2 separate regions of the Homo sapiens genome follow, and region 2 is linked to region 1. A link is an interaction called in ENCODE POLR2A ChIA-PET data of the cell type or tissue named here. Cell type or tissue: B cell. All regions are shown on one strand. Each heading gives the region's core, and the rest is flanking DNA. Links, peaks and the distances in the headings are about the cores only. Region 1 holds the start of LOC642696 (a long non-coding RNA gene). Region 2 has its middle 7.4 kb from the start of NPIPB2.

Region 1 (2,802 bases), core at 103-2,602:
GGATTCCAACCTAGGAATTTTAGGGGCACACAAACATTCAGTCTATAGCAAAGGGGACATCCTGAGACCTGGGTGCTTTTCTCTGAAGGTGGGGCATTACACAAGCTTGTGGGTCTCCAGGAACGGCAAGGAGGGGGAGCGGGTGTGAACCCTGCCTCCACCACCCAATAGCAGTATGACCTTCAGCAAAGCCTCTCAGTTTCTTCAACTACAGAACAAGTCTAGCACTCCTATTTTACACGGATGCTATGAAGATTAAGCATTAGTGAAGGTAAAGCCTGGTTTATGGTAGGTAAAATGAATAAGAAAGTATTTGTATTATTACTATTTTCCAGGCGCTCTTTTTTCTTTTTCTTTCTTTTTTTTTTTTTTTTTTTTTTTTGAGATGAAGTCTCACTCTGTCGCCCACGCTGGAGTGCAGTGGTGTGATCTTGTCTCACTGCGACCTCCACTTCCTGGGTTCAAGTGATTCTCCTGCCTCAGCCTCTCGAGTAGCTGGGATTACAGGCATGCACCACCACACCTGGCTAATTTTTGTATTTTTAGTAGAGACAGGGTTTCACCATGTTGGCCAGGCTGGTCTTGAACTCCTGGCCTCAGGTGATTGATCTGCCTGCTTCAGCCTCCCAAAGTGCTGGGATTACAGGTGTGAGCCTCCATACCTGGCCTTCCAGGCACTCTTTGAAGGAAAATCTAGAATTGCCCCAGAAATAGGAATGAACTTACGGATGGATTTGATATGTGAAGACTGGCAGAGGCCATCTGGAGAGAAACCAGGATGGAAATGGGAAACCAGGCAGCATCCTAGAATTCAAACCCTAAACCCCGGGACTAGGGTTTGGAGCTGGCACTTGAACCCTTGGGGAGCTACCAAATGGGCTTAAAAATTGGTCCCAAGGGGGTCTCCAGATGTGACTTCAAGAGGAACTGGCCTCCCTGGAGCAACGCCACCACCTACCATCAATAACCGCGTGAGGCGGCACGGAACATTTACCCCCATTCCCTCCCACTGCCTCTGCATTCCTGCGCAAAGTCCTAACCCGGAAGAACTAGAGCCCCGCCGCTCCCCACCGTAAAAGCTTCCAGGTAGCTGAGAAGGCTCCAATCACAAAGGATGCCCGGTTCCACACTCAAGTCTAATGCCTTACTAAGCTAGTACGTTTGGACCTCAGAACACCCCTGAGACGCCGGTGAGAATGTCCTCATTTCACAAATGAGGACAGGGGACCAGAGAGTCTTTAAGGAAAAAAGAAAGAGAAATCTAGTTAGGAAGTGGTGGAGCTGAGGCTGGAAGCCAGGACTCTGATACCGGCCCGCGCACCGCCCCACCCCGCATCCTGGCTCCAGAACTCCCCGCTGGGACGCGTCTCTCCTGCTGCACCTAGCACAGCTCTATGACTCACGGGTGTTAGGGCACCGTGCTTAGGGCAGTGACAGGACTGTCAGCAGCCTGAGAGTATGGCCGCTAAGTCAACTCAGGACTCCCTACCCCGAGACACAGGGGAGCCCTCAGCACTGCCTGTACAAGGGAGGGCGGAGGGAAGGAGCAGTGAAGGACGGAAGGAACGCACTGCTGAGTGTGCTCTGCGTGGCAAGCAGGCTTCAGAGCCTGCTCTTCGCAAGAGGAAGTGAGTAAATCCTATCGCCCCTGCTTCAAGTCCTCCACTGGCTTCCCATTGTACGTGGGATAAAATCTACACGAGCCACCCTCTCCAGCATCCTCCAACTCACTCTCCCCCTCACTTCTGGCAGCGCAATGCCAGCGGTACCACCCGCCACCAAAACAGGCCAAACCCCCCATCCTGAGACCTCAGCCCCGCTGACATCTGAGAGAAGCCCTTTCCTGAAACATGCCTTAAAACAGGGCATAGGCTTTGCCTTTCTAATGCTTGCTGCTTGTCTTCCCCACAGTTCTGACAGCTTCTGAGGGCAGGACCTTTGCTTCTTGTTCATCAGTATATAAACCAAGAGTAGCAGTGTGGCGATCATATTATACTATGGACACTGGGCAGAAATAGTTGCAGGTTTTTTTCTATTGGGTTTTTTTAATTTTTTTATTTTATTTTTTGAGACGGTCTTGCTCTGTCACCCAGGCTGGAGTGCAGGGTCATAATCATTATTCACTAAAGCCTCGACCTCCTAGGCTCGAACAATCTTCCCACCTCAGCCTCCCAAGTAGCTGGAACTACAGGCAGATGCCAGGTGCCACCACCACACACTTTTTCTTTCTTTCTTTCTTTCTCTTTCTCTTTTCTCTCTCTCTCTCTCTTTTCTCTCTCTCTCTCTCTCCTCTCTTTCTTTCTTTCTTTTTGAGACAAAGTCTCACTCTGCCTCCTAGGCTGTAATGCAGTGGTATGATCTTGGCTCACTGTAGCCTCTGCCTCCCAGGTTTAAGCAATTCTCTGCCTCAGCCCCCTAGTACCTGGGACCACAGGTGCCCACCACTATGCCCAGCTAATTTTTGTACTGTCAGTAGAGATGGGGTTTCGCTGTGTTGGCCAGGCTGGTCTCGAACTCCTGACCTCAAGAGTAATCCGCCCGCCTCAGCCTCCCAAAGTGCTGGGATTATAGGCATGGGCCACTGCACCTGGCCAATTTTTAAATGTTTTTATTTGTAGAGGAAGGGTCTTGCTATGTTGCCCAGGCTGGTCTTGAACTCCTGCATTCGAGCCATCTTCCCACCTCAGCCTCCCAAAGTGCTGGGATTACAGGCGTGCGCCACTGCCCCGGCCATAAATTGTGTTTGAATGGAAAAAGGGATCCAGCAAACAGTAAAAGAACAGAAGAAAATACAAAGAAAGA
Region 2 (2,802 bases), core at 46-2,545, 140 kb after region 1:
CTGAGAACATACAGAGAAATAAGAAGTTTTAATGTAAATTCCACGAAGAAAGAGAACTTTTGTTTTGTTCTCTGTTATGTTCCCAGTGTCTGACACATGATATCTACTTGGTAAATATTTATGGGCTGGAAGGGAGAAGGAAGGAAGGGAGGATGAGAGGAGGGAGGGAGCGGTAGAAAAGAGTCCTGGCCCCCAAGTTGTTCACTGTTATTCACAGCCAGGCTTGGAAACAGATGTGTGGGCAGAGTGCAAAGAACATTGGGAGAAAAGGGCTCTGAGTTGGTAGGGACTTTGCATAAACTCTCTCTCGTCCTTATGTTAGCGTCCTCCTTTCCTCAGAAGAGAAGTCATTTGCAAAGTCATCAGGCATGAAGCCCATCTTCAAATTCAAGGCTTAGCGGGCATGGTGGTTCAGGCCTATAACCTCAGCATTTTGGGGGGCTGCAGCAAGAGGATTGCTTGAGCCCATGAGTTCGAGACCAGTCTGGGCAACATAATAAGACCCTATCTCTTAGAAAAAAATTAATTAGGCTAGGCGTGGTGGCTCATGCCTGTAATCCCAGCACCTTGGGAGGCTGAGGTGGGCAGATCACCTGAGGTCAGGAGTTCAAGACAAGCCCAGCCAACAGGACGAAACCCCATCACTACTACTAAAAATATAAAAATTAGCCAGGGGTGGTGGCAGGTGTCTGTAATCCCACCTACTCAGTAGGCTGAGGCAGGAGAATCCCTTGAACCCGGGAGGTGGCTACAATGAGCCAAGATCATGCCACTGCACTGCAGCCTGGGTGACAGAGCGAGACTCCATCTCGGAAAAAATAAAACATAAAAAATAATAATTAAAAAACAAATTCAAGGCTTATGTGGTTGCAGAGAACACTCTTCTTTGAGGACAAATGAGAACCAGATATTCCTGTTAAGTCGGGGGCACAAGTGTTGGCAATGAATATACTGTATCTCCAAAGCAGATAGATCTTAGACAACCAGAATCTCTGGGGAAAGGCCGCATTCATCAACCTCTGGGGGAAACTGGCTTCAAGTGACTCAAAGGTGACACCCAATGTCGCTCTGGGTAACTACACAGAAATCCTAAACGGTGTTAAAGAAGAGGGAGCAAGGCTGCCCTTTACTTCCAATGCTGTCCAGCCAGCTCCATAAGGCTCTGAGAGGCTGGCTCAGGTGAGCCAGGGCTCAAGTGAGGAGACTGGCCAGGGCTTGGCTAAAAGAGCCTGTCACTCAAAAGTAAGCCCAAAGCAAGATAAGCTGCATTCTCAGGGCTGCTGTATATTTTCTCAGCCTGAATAAGCTGCTGCTGATTTAGTTATCCGGGTTCTTCTCGGATTCCTGTGGCTGCATTTGAATAGCAGAAATCCTGGCAAGAGGAGATGAAGATCTGGGCTAAAAACTTCACTGAGGCTAACATCTCAGGAGGACCCTGGTGTCACATGAGCCTGGGTGGGAATCTGCTTTGCCTCCTACCAGCTATGTAGCGCTGGTCACACAACTTCACCTTGCTAAGCCTCAGTTTCTTGCTTTTTAAATGGAGATGATGATACCTATTTTGCAAGGTTGCTGAGTTGATTGCATGAGATCACCGACGTGCACAGTAATAAAATAGAAAAGGCTTCGCAAGTATTGCTGTCATTACTACTGTGGCTGACATTTACTAAGCCCTTACCAAAGCCTTTCTCTCTCTTTTTCTTTTTTTGAGACAGGGTCTAGCTCTGTTGCCCAGGCTGGAGTAGAGTGGCCCGATCACAGCATCATGGCTCACAGCAGCCTCAACCTCCTGGGCTCAAGCAATCCTCCCATCTCAGCCGCCTCCCTTACAAGAAGCTGGGATTACAGGCATGCGGCAGGCACCACACCCAGCTAATTTTCAAATTTTTTGTAGAGACAGTGTCTTGCTATGTTGCCCAGGCTGGTCTCCAAGTCCTGGCCTCAAGCAATCCACCCACTTCAGCCTCCCGAAGTGCTAGGATTACCGACATGAGCCACCACACCCAACAAATCACTGCCTTTTTCAATGCTCACAGCAAACCTCTGAAGTAGCTAATATTTCTTTTCTTTCTTTTTTTTTTTTTTTTTTTTTTTTTTTGAGACGGAGTCTCGCTCTGTCACCCAGGCTGGAGTGCAGTGGCGGGATCTCGGCTCACTGCAAGCTCTGCCTCCCGGGTTCACGCCATTCTCCTGCCTCAGCCTCCCAAGTAGCTGGGACTACAGGCGCCCGCCACTACGCCCGGCTAATTTTTTTGTATTTTTAGTAGAGACGGGGTTTCACCGTTTTAGCCGGGATGGTCTCGATCTCCTGACCTCGTGATCCATCCGCCTCGGGCTCCCAAAGTGCTGGGATTACAGGTGTGAGCCACTGCGCCCAGTAAGTTTCCATTTTACACACTCCACAGTCTGTATTTCCTATGAATTGGTACTTGGATCTACAGACTTGTTTGTATTTATGTTCAGTCTTTTTGCCAAAAAATATTTCAAAAATGGTGTTGAGCGTGCTTTCCTCACAGACGCACAATGACCAATTGTCTCTTTGTGGTATCGGCAGCCATTGGTGCTTGATGACAGGATCCACAGTTCATTAGGAGTGCTTCTTTATTTCTGTTTGGTGAGGTGACCAGGTCACCAACCCTTCCCAGTTCACCTGGAACTTCCCCCGTTTTGGCACCTTCAGTCCCATGGCCCAGGAAACCACTCAGTCCCAGGACAGCTGGTCACCCTGCAGGAAAGCCATGTTTTAGGCAGTGACTCTTCCCACCCCCACTCTGCCTCCCTTTGCCATAGTGGGCAGAGAAG

Evidence for each region. Peaks named below come from ENCODE experiments on the same cell type or tissue, not always from the same donor. Only the 100,000 strongest peaks of a DNase experiment are listed, where the experiment ranks them.
Region 2: POLR2A ChIA-PET joins it to region 1 with 8 read pairs; 4 of 35 experiments call an interaction of 5 or more read pairs at or near these places.

Annotation. Positions count from the first base shown.
Region 1 is chr16:12,088,595-12,091,396 of GRCh38, reverse strand. The region is part of intron 11 of SNX29 (sorting nexin 29); the gene reads right to left. LOC642696 (a long non-coding RNA gene) reads left to right here and starts at 1,457. Exons shown (of 2, transcript XR_109256.5): 1 at 1,457-1,628. RefSeq lists a silencer at 1,489-1,538. In B cell, for the core only: no CTCF peak of the experiment used is centred there; a DNase peak (open chromatin) is centred at 1,596; H3K4me3 peaks cover 750 bases; H3K27ac peaks cover 1,447 bases.
Region 2 is chr16:11,948,063-11,950,864 of GRCh38, reverse strand. It overlaps a transcript of NPIPB2 not described here. Among named protein-coding and RNA genes, the nearest start is that of NPIPB2, 7.4 kb to the right of the region's middle. In B cell, for the core only: CTCF peaks have their summits at 841 and 1,040; a DNase peak (open chromatin) is centred at 1,054; H3K27ac peaks cover 222 bases.